Linked DNA regions of Homo sapiens: region 1 is linked to region 2. Evidence: read pairs that join two places in POLR2A ChIA-PET (ENCODE). Cell type or tissue: B cell. All regions are shown on one strand. Each heading gives the region's core, and the rest is flanking DNA. Links, peaks and the distances in the headings are about the cores only. Region 1 has its middle 84 kb from the start of RUNX1. Region 2 overlaps RUNX1 (RUNX family transcription factor 1).

The links. ChIA-PET counts read pairs that join two places held together with the same protein. Peaks named below come from ENCODE experiments on the same cell type or tissue, not always from the same donor. Only the 100,000 strongest peaks of a DNase experiment are listed, where the experiment ranks them.
Region 1: POLR2A ChIA-PET joins it to region 2 with 7 read pairs; 4 of 35 experiments call an interaction of 5 or more read pairs at or near these places.

Annotation. Positions count from the first base shown.
Region 1 is chr21:35,130,214-35,135,596 of GRCh38, reverse strand. No RefSeq gene overlaps it. Among named protein-coding and RNA genes, the nearest start is that of RUNX1, 84 kb to the right of the region's middle. In B cell, for the core only: no CTCF peak of the experiment used is centred there; no DNase peak of the experiment used is centred there.
Region 2 is chr21:34,880,608-34,885,983 of GRCh38, reverse strand. RUNX1 (RUNX family transcription factor 1) reads left to right here. Exons shown (of 9, transcript NM_001754.5): 5 at 5,271-5,376. It overlaps RUNX1-AS1 (RUNX1 antisense RNA 1), which reads right to left. Exons shown (of 2, transcript NR_186614.1): 2 at 932-2,501. Among named protein-coding and RNA genes, the nearest start is that of RUNX1-AS1, 47 kb to the right of the region's middle. RefSeq lists an enhancer at 1-130 and a silencer at 3,012-3,061. In B cell, for the core only: no CTCF peak of the experiment used is centred there; DNase peaks (open chromatin) are centred at 2,280 and 3,143; H3K4me3 peaks cover 955 bases; H3K27ac peaks cover 2,302 bases.

The DNA of each region.
Region 1 (5,383 bases), core at 53-5,052, 250 kb before region 2:
CAGAAAATTAGCATCACCTTCGGCCAAATTCTGCGTTGTATTCCATAATGCATTAGGGGTCCCCTTCTGATTTTATTTCACGTTTGGCTTGATAGCACAGTTTCCCTTAACTTCAAAGGTTGTTCTCTGCCTGAATAGCTTATCCAGCTCAGAGGATAAGAAATAGGCCTTTATTCTAAATGGGGATTTACCCACCAAACCTATAAGAGAACCAAAAGGCAAAAAGTTCTTGATAGTAAAGTAAAGTAAAACCTTAATAGGACTTTTGATGTACAAATGCTTCCCTTAGTTTAGAAAAATCCAGATGCAGCCATATTTCTACATGATGACAAATTGTCATAGACTTCCTGACATAAGCCACTGCAAACCCTAGCAGGCAGAACTAACTGAATTTTTGCTTCTAATCCTGATGGGGCATTAGCAGGACTCAGGCTTTGCATGGTATGTTTGGGCTTTTCCAGTTTTACATGGATTTTTTATAGTATATTAATATCATGCGTAATGTCAACATTTGGAAAAGGTTCGTGACTGACGGGGCTGAAAAGGCATATTTCTCCAACAGCCTGTTTCTATAATTGAAGTCATTCTTCTTCAAGACTCAGACCACCATATGCTTCCACTTTTTTCCCCCCTGTTTTATCGAGAGACCTTGGCACACTGGATTTCAGCATAAATTTCAAATATATTAAGACAGTTCCAAAAACGCAAGCCAGCTCACCCTCAGCTCCTTGTGGTCCCCTCTCAGGAGAGTTTACTGAGGCCTGGACTCCTCTCAGCTGTGGTTGGGGTCAGCCCTAATAACAGTAATCACTGAGGTTTATTGAGTGTTTACTATATGCCAGGTTCTGTGCTAAGTGTTTTATGTGTGTTAGGATATTTAGTCCTCCCAAAAACTCTATAAAGAAAGATGAGAAAACTGTGGCATGGAGACAAGGAGTTTGTTCAAGGTCCTAGGACTAGTGCATTCATACAAGCCTTCAATGCCCAATCCCATGTTCTTCATTTTCACTATATTGACCCAGATCAGCAGACTAATGCCTCCTCACCACCCCTACACACAAATACACACCCACACACATCCCAACACACACACTCATTCTTGAATATCTCCCTTTAGGGACTCTCACTTCTGCTACTGAGGGTGCAATACCTTCTTCCACTCCCTGGCTCACTCTAAGCCCTCGTAGGGGGAGGAAGATTGTTCTTTTCCTGGCTGGGGTCCATCATTGTAAAATGCATTTGACCCACAACTAATTTCTTCCTAAAGCCACCCACCCGGGTGACAGAGAGATAACCCAAGACAGTACATATTTGTTAAGCACCAATTATTTATGAAACATGTGTTATTATGATGCAGCAAACTGTTTACAGACCCCTGCCCTTCAGCTACACACACACACACACACACACACACACACACAAACACACACACACACACGTTTGACCTGCTGGACTCCTGAGCCTTTGTGGAGTATTCTGCAATCCTGATTGGAAAGGATTGGAAAAAGGAAATTGGAAAAATCCAAAGGAGGATGAGTTGCCTGTCTTAGAAAGGACCCTGAGTCATTCCCAAGAGAAAAGAATCAGGAGTGATGAAGGAGAGACTGAAAAAGAGAACAGGGGACTTTGAGAAGAATCTTTTCTAAGGAGAAGTCTTACAGCCCTTAACTCTGTCTTTCCAAGGATGTAATCCTCCCCGTTTTGCCTCTTCAAGAGGCTTCAGTAAGAACTTACTTGACTCCCTGATGCTCTTGCAATCAGAACTGTATCTCTTTGAGATGTGTGACTTTGCCGAGCCAGGACTGATGGTGCAAGTTGAGCATCGGGAGGGGGTTAGACTAGGTCCTACCAAATACAGAAGGATGACCTCTGACCTTAGGGAGCTCACACCCTAATATGCTGTTTAAAGAAAATAGCACACAACTTTAGAGCAGCATAAACACATCACCAGCATGAGGTTACAAGAACAATGAAAAGAGACGTAGTGTTAGGAATCCAACCGGAGATGGCTTCTGTGTGTTTCCTGGAGAGATAGGTTTGGGACACGAGTGGAATTTGGAGGGGAGCTGTCTATGCATGAGGACCCTTTTATCCTGTCGCGCTTCCCACCTAGGGTAACCACTTTGTCCCGTGTCCTGGGAAGCCCACCAGCCCTGGGCAAACCAAGATGGTTGGTCACCAGACTCCTATCATCAGCCAAGAGCAGAAGGGCCTAACACTGTACATGTGTCCCACTTCATGTGTGCTCTTTATGCCTCATTTTTAGACAAGGAAACTGAAGATCAGAGAAATAAGAAGATTTGCTCAAGGTGACAAAATTAGCAATGGCTTGGGTTGGGATTTGAGTCTAGACACGATTCTAACATGAAGATACCTCATTGTCTTCCACTATTTGTATTTGAAGCCCTCAAAATTTTTCTCATTATTTTTAAAATTTTACTTCCTATTATTTCCTACTTATTCTTTGCACTTAGGCACGAGGCCAGCTAAAATGCTGTTAGTAGTAGAGTTGCCCTGTTAAATAGAGTGAAGGCTGTTCATGTGGATTTTGATTCTACTGCTTTACAGATACTTATAAGGTAGACTTAAAATGTACTGGAAGGAAAGAGGATGGCATTGGGGTTTGAAAAAGGCTTAGGGAGCATGAATAATAATGGATGATGAGAAAATTATTTTTAAGATACTGTATATAATTCTTTTTTTTTTTTTTTTTTTTTTGTGAGATTGAGTCTCACTCTGTCACCCAGGCTGGAGTGCGGTGGCGTGATCTTGGCTCACTGCTACACCCCGCTCCCGGGTTCAAGCAGTTCTCCTGCCTCAGTAATCTTGAGTAGCTGGGATTACAGACAATGTGTAATTATTTTACCAAATCATTACACTAAATATGTATACTCCAGAACCCTGCTACTCACCTTTTTTAGAACTGAAGCTATTTATGAAATCTGGAAAATAAGCTCTAAACAAGTTTATGAAATTAATAAAGATGCCAGCCCTACTTTGCTGATGGATAGGTGCCTATGGAAACCAAATAAGACAATGAATGTGAAAGTGCTTTGAAAAGTCACAAAGCATTAATTTCTGTAATGTGCCATTTTTATCTCAATGTTATTATTTTATGTGACGCATCAATGTTTTCTCTCTTTTTTTTTTGAGACAGAGTCTCACTCTGTCACCCAGGCTGGAGTGCAGTGGTGCGATCTCGGCTCACTGCAAACTCTGCCTCCTGGCTTCAAGCAATTTTTCTGGCCTCAGCCTCCCAAGTAGCTGGGATTATAGGCTCCCGCCACCACACTTGGCTAATTTTTTGTATTTTTAGTAGAGATGGGGTTTCACCGTGTTGACCAGGCTGGTCTCAAACTCCTGACCTTAGGTGATCCACCCACCTCAGCCTCCCAAAGTGCTGGGATTACAGGCGTGAGCCACCGCACCCAGCCAATGTTTTCTCTTAATGACCTAGAATTATATTGCTCAAAGTTATTGTTCAGGTTTAAAAGCGGGGGGAGAGGAGGTGTTGCAATATAAGGGTTTGTGGGATTTGCATCTTGTTCCAGCAGTACAGATGTGTTAAATATGAATGAAACGTGATCCTGGAGATAAACTCCCTGTCTCCTACATTTTTCCACAAAATCACATATTAAACGCCCTGACTTCAGGAATACTATAGAAAAATAAATGGGTAGATGGAGGGGTGGGATGGGGGTAGGGAATAGGCTGAATGGGAAGACGGATGGATAGGTGGGAAATGGAGAGATGAATGATGATGGAACCCATCTCTTGGGTGAGTGAGATACTGTTCTGACCCTGGGCCATGATGCATTGAGCTAATTCTGGTCAGGTTAATTGTGTCAGTCCACAGTGTGCTGATACACATGCGTGTGTGCACACACACACATACGCATGCACACACCCATCTGCTCTCAGGGAAGCCTGCTTTGGCCTCGTGCTTATTAGCATGTATCACCTTGAAAGAAAACAACCTTTGGCATATCTGAATATATGCCTCCAATCCCTTTGCCCCTCAACTCCTTCTTATAATAACACAAGTAAGCAGGCTTACTGTGGAGCTGGAAGGGTGTCTGTGGCACTGAGAGTTCCAGGAACTGCAGCTACACAGGGTGGTCCACCTCACCTTCTCTCTGCTTAGTGTCAGCCCTAGGTATGCACCAGATGTTTACATGATTATTATTATTCTTAGTGGGAACCAAGGGACCCATGGTATAGTAGAGGCTGGCCTGTCCTCTACGTCTGAGGCCAATGCCACTGATTTCATGGCTCCCCAAGGAGGCCCAGCCAGCAGAGCCCTTAAGTTCTTCTTGGAAAGGATTGTACCTGTCTCCTTGTTGGGTGGAGCATGGAGTGGCTTCCCAGTGGCCAGCCCTGGTGGACATAGGCCAAAGCTCTTTTGCAAGTTGAAGTTACCCAATGCTCCTGTGGTTGACAGGGGCTGCCAGTGTATGCTCCAGAGAGGTCTGGGTGGCCAGGTCTGTCTCTCTCAGACCCCAAACCAGAGTCTGACCTACCCTCCCCCAGCCTCCAGCTTGTCCCTGTTCAAGAGACTCCCAACATCCAGACCAGAATGAGTGCTGGAAAATACACAGCTACAGGTGTGCTAAGGAAAACAAAGAAGATGAACGGGACTCGGTCCTCCAAGGGAGAGGCCCCAAGGCCACACCTACCAGTGGTGATTCCAATTGAAGAAGAAGAAGAGAAAAACTGAAAAGGGATGAGACTCTTCAGGGATATGCAATTACAGCACCAAAAGTAACTTTGGAGAACTAAGAAGCATGCTTTTGATATTGAAAACAAATAAACTGAAAAAATGTGAATTTGTGTTTCAGAAAACCAAAAAGAAATATCTTACAGTTTGAATAAATCTCAAAGCAATGAAAACCATAAAAAAAGAAAACATAAGAGACTTGGAAGATATAACACAAATAGTAGGGATTTCAGAAGGAGAAAACAGTGCCTGGGGAGGGAAAATTTAAAAGCAATGAAAAAGCAAGAGAATTAAGGTATCTCTGTGACGCTAAATAAATGAGTTAGCCTTGACTATCGGGTACACATTGATTGTATGGGTTTTTGGTCATGGTATGGAGGTATGATTTTTTAATCCATCCTTGCAAAGGCAAGCTTGCATTCCTTTGGGTAGAAAGTGGAACTTTGCCTGGGCAGAAAGGCCATTTCTGGTTTTAATTTCTGGGTAATGAATGGAAGTAGACAGAAGGCAGATCCTAAGAAGGTGGGAAAGATGATTCTTTCTCTCTTTCTTGGTCTGAATGTTTAGGCAACTCATATGGAGCAAATTGCTCCCCAATGTTGCAGTGTAAAGACAAAGTAGGTAAAATACAGGAGAGGTGGAAAAAATACCAGGTGAGCTTGAGTT
Region 2 (5,376 bases), core at 377-5,376:
CCTTGACCTTCAACAGGGGTATGAAAACAACCCCAGGCGTTTCTAAACAATCACCCTACTACACTAGCAGCAAGCAGTAGGAATTTAATTTCTGCAGTGGAGATTCTGTTTTGTCTTTGGTGGGTTTGAAAAGATGCGACTAAGTAAAATCAGTGCGGGTCATTTCCTGTTCGTTTAAAGGGCGAATCAAGGCAGGTGGTTCCAAGTGTAAAGATAAGCTACTAAAAAAAAAGTTTAAATAATTGTCCCCTTTAAAGGGAGATTAATTTAATATAAGCTTTTTATAGTTCCAAGCCTCAGCTGGGTCTTGATCTTATTACAACGACGAATATTCACTTTTTAAAAAAGTATTGTTGCGGTTATTTTTAAGCTTTATACAGTTTCCACACTTAGATTGTGATTTCTAAAACAAAACGAAATTTGCAGTTGGCTGTGTCTATAGATTGGCCTCTTTTTCCACTCACTTTTCTAAAAGCAGTTTTTTTTGTTTGTTTTGTTTTTTAGTGGGGGTGGAAATGAGGAGAAGGAACGAAGGAACGTGGTGGCTTGCTTGACTCTTTTTTCCCTCCCTCCGTTTACTTAGATTTGGGTTTGGGAGACCATTTTACTTTTAAATCATTCTAACCCTTTGCCTAAATGGACTCAGCGATGACTCTTTAGGGCACCCGCATTGAGAGGGGACCCAACAGGGTTGGGCCATGGGGTCACTATCAGATAAAGAGCAGAGGCAAGACGGGCTGATAACCACCAAAGGCCATTAAAACCTGGCTGCCCCAATGCACTAGGGCTCTAAGAGATTTGTGGCTTCCTTTTGGGGGGGAAATCAGGGTCTCTTCTGAACTCCCTCCTCTGCCAGGGAACCCACACTCAAATATATTAAAAGACTAAATGATTAATAAATAATCTTCAGGAATTGGAGCAATTCAGAGTCTCAAGCCATTACATGAAAGTATTTATTTTCTTCTAAAAAATGAAAAATTATACATATTGCTTTTATGAGCTGTCAGAATTCTTTCTAGCAGAAACCATAATAACCATAGAGTTTCCTTTTTAAAATGACTTTTGGCAATTCACTTAAAAACAATTAATTTGTTTTATTGAGTGATAATCTATAGGCTACTAAAAATCCAAATACAGAGCTCTTGAAAAAAGTTCAAGCAGATCCCCTGAGAACATTTAGGGGAAAGGAAAGGATAGCAGAGAAATCAGACCATTTGATTATTGTCTGTCACCACCCCAATCCTCATAAAAAGAGGCTTCTTCCTGGAGGAGACCTGCTCACTGCATAACTAGAAGAGTAGACAAAATGTTCAGTGAGACAGTAAACGTGAAGGGATAAAATGTTAGGGATAAAAGCAAGCAAAACATCAAAACCTGCCTACATCCCGGGCTCATTTAGTGTGTGTCCCTGGCTTCACTCTATCTGCCCACCCAACCACCTCACAAGCAGCTTCAACAGAAATTATTACTTTAAAATTTGGATCTTAAATAAGCCGCAGGCAATCTCCCTAGGAAGTTAACCAGTAAATAATTATTATATTCCCTATGGTAAAGAGAAGCAAATGTGAAACAATGATAAGGCCTGATGATATTGATGAAAAGATCACTGAAGGCCTTCTTAGGAATCTCCTGAAGTTCTGTAGGTAAATCCTCTACGTCAATCTTCTGAACTAAAGAGAGATTTAAAATTATGAATTTTCTTTAAAATAGATTACAATAACCCTACTTGCTTATTTTGAGCCCCAACCTGTTCTCCCCCTACTCCTTCCCTCCCATGGAACACCTTTATTTTTTACAGTATGAGAGATACATGTTTTTTACTACTAAGAAAACCTTAAGTTTGCTGTGTGTTTTGCTGTACTTACAGAATTAGCCTAAAAAGCTGTTTTGATGACTTAGGATGTATTTGGTAATACCATGGTGTTATAGCTTGTTCAGGCCCTGGTACACCAGAGTCCAAAGACGTAAACGTGCCTTCAGCAGGGAAGTTCGGAGGTCTTGGATTCTGATGGTAATATTCTTTTCATAAAAAGGAAATAAGTAATATTTTTGTCGGCAAGATCACAGTCCCTAGCTATGCCTTAAATATCATCTCAGCTGAATTCTGTGTTCCACTCCACAGCCTTCTTTGCAACACTGGAAGGTTAACGGATTTGAAGTAAATGAATTGTAACTGTAATTTCAACCTAATTAGAATTGGTTTAAAATGCCAGTTTGGACCGTGAACAGGCTAGCCAAGAACAGTATTGGGAGGTCCATGTAATATAGAAGAGAGTTGATATTTGGCCCAACTTCCTGATACTTTAAAAACAGAGAAGTAAAACAAAATATGAGATATCTTTGGCCAGCAAGTCCCTTCTTGCCTGTTTGGTCTGTGTTAAAATGTAAATGTTTGTGTTTCCTTACCTATTGTTTATAGCTTTTCATTCCAGTTGTTTCTTTTTTCTGTTTGAAGTTAGATATTTTTACATTCTCTCCATATTGCCCATCAGTGACAAAACCTGTATCAAATTAGCACGCATGTTAGTTTTGAATTAAAAAGAAACTTTTTAAACCTGGCTTAAGTATGCTTGTTAACAATTGGACGATATACAGTATTAATGAATTGCCCTGGATTTACTAGTTCCCCTTTACCCACCCGCCTCCACCAAAAAAAAACCCTCAGAGATCAATACAAGGCCAAGTGAATGATATGTAGGTGCCCAAATATGGTTGATTCTGCTGCATTTAAAAAAAAAGAGGAGTGGGAGTTAAACTTCTAATTTTTTTCTTCTTAAGTTCCAACATCAACAGCCTTTTCTTATTTAGCCTCCATGATAATTTTATTCTATGTTTGTTTCGACTTGGCGAAGGTCTCCTGAATTTGCCAAATTACCAATGAGGATAGTATTGGAAAGATGAGAGAGGCACAGGCTTGGAGCACTGTGAGGGGAACAGCAGTAGGAGGCAGATAATTCAGAATACATTCCTGTAGTTATAAAAGAAGATTTATTTATTTTCACCTTTTTACAGATCCAGACCCAACAATGAGTTATTCAGTTTGAAACCCACGTAGTGGAGGCAGTCTCTGTATACCTGCTGAATGTTGAGTTACAATAGAGAAGCCTGGGTTACCACAGGGAGAGGAGGATGAGGAAGTAAAAATATGTGTTCAAAGAGGGCATTTCAACACTGTGAGCTAACTTTACAACGGGAAGTGAAAATCATGAAAAAAAGGGGAAAATTTGTTGTGAGAGACTAAAAAGAGCAAAATAAAGCAAGCCCATTTTTCGGGAATAGAAAAAAAAAAAAAACAGTAGCAATAACCAAATAACTGATCAGGGAGATTTATTTCCGTGATATCTTTTTAAAACAAAAAGGGAATTGTCGTATCACTGCTCTTAATTAAATGGCAACAAACACACTTATAATGGGAACTAAATAGCTAATTAGAGGGTGCTTGGGGAATAAATAGCAGAGTTTTAAAATCTCCTATATGGAAAACATGTCCAACAATTGGAATGAAAGGATTAAAAAGAGAGAAAAGGCCCAGACCTTGTTTGGCAGTGCAAGTTGGATAAAATAGAGGAAAATGCCTCCCTGCTTCTATGAGACTAGATTATCCTGGTGTAGTCTTGGGGTTGGAAGTATGTTCATCTCTCATAGTGAGTTAGTTCGTGTTCTGTGCCACAAGGACTGAAGCAGTTCTAATGAATAAAAACAATAGATAGTCATCTGGAGGCCACAGGGAAAGGGTGATGGCTAAGCAGATCATGAAAATGGGAATCTTGAGAAACATGACTTCGATATCATACAAGTGAGTCTATGGCAGCCTTTTTTACATATAGAAAAAGAGGCCTGAAAATATATACTACAAAAAATTATGTAGCAGTTATTAAGGTAAAAATTGGGAAGTAGGAGGCAGAGGAAGGAGTGATAACACTAGATTAAGGAATGCTTTACTGTTACCAATTCAAAAACAGCAACCAAAAATGATGATGTAATTGGAATGAGTAATATAAATGTCACTACTGACTTTACCGTAAAGAATGTCAGAAATGATCAGAATAAATACAGCTTGGGGCATTTCGATTTGAAGTTGTATGACTGCTTTGAAAAATAGAAACAAAGGAAATACAGCCAATAGTAAATGTCTAGACCAAGAAAATAGTTTCTAGAAGGCCTAAATGATAGCCAAGAAATTGATGCTATTGTACAAAGTATCTTTAGGTCATGCTTTTCAGAGTATTTTACTTTGGAATTCATTTTCTTAATTACCTGAGTATAAAAACATTTATCTACCAGTTTTCTCCAATAGCCCTGATAAGACTTCATACTTACTCAGTTACATTAAATAAATTCCTGGTCAAGATCAGCTGGGCTAGCAGAAAACCTCAGGCATCTGTGAGGACATGAGTTTACACACGCTGAGACTCACAGATACAAAAATGCAACCCAATTCCACCCCTGAATTGAGGGGAGTGCATAGAAGTGAATGTCCCGTCTTTCTGAGGTCTGTTGATTTTGTAATTAGTAAACGAAGGGTGCATTTCTGATTTTTTTTTCTTGTGTGCTAGAATTCATTGCTAGTAAAACTCAAGATAATAGCGATGAGTAGGAGGTATCAAAGATGAACTGTAGAGGGACAGTTTAAGTTACTTAAGAATCGTCAGCAAGATGAAATCTACTTTTAGCAGAAATTGGGTTTTTTTGTGTTTTTTTGTTTTGTTTTATTTTCTAAAAGTAAAGTCTGCACCTTGTTCAGCCTGTTAGTGGAGGTCTGAGCAAGTAAAAGATGGGTTGGATTATAAACTTACAAACACAGGATGTTCTGTTTCTCAAACGGGAGAAATTAAGAAGAGATGCTTGTATTCAGGAGACGGCATAGCTACTCAAAATCCTTGATATCTTGCTATGGTTAGTCTTGTTCCAACTGTGCTATGTGACCTACTATGGCTTTATGAGGTAAATTTAGTATATGTGTCACTATTTGAAAATTTACATATAGTTATACATAATGTATTAGGTTGGTGCAAATGTAACTGCAGTTTTTGGAGTTAAAAATTGCAAACACTGCAATTACTTTTGCACCAACCTAAAATATAATAAAAAAGTGTCTTCTCTTTATAACTTTTCTGTTGTTTTGCTTAAGTTATCATTGCTATTCCTCTGCAACCTAAAAAGAAATCATTGAATATACATTTAATTTTAGAATAATCACTACACAAATGCCCTAAAAGTGTATGTATAACATCCCTGATGTCTGCATTTGTCCTTTGACTGGTGTTTAGGTGGTGGCCCTAGGGGATGTTCCAGATGGCACTCTGGTCACTGTGATGGCTGGCAATGATGAAAACTACTCGGCTGAGCTGAGAAATGCTACCGCAGCCATGAAGA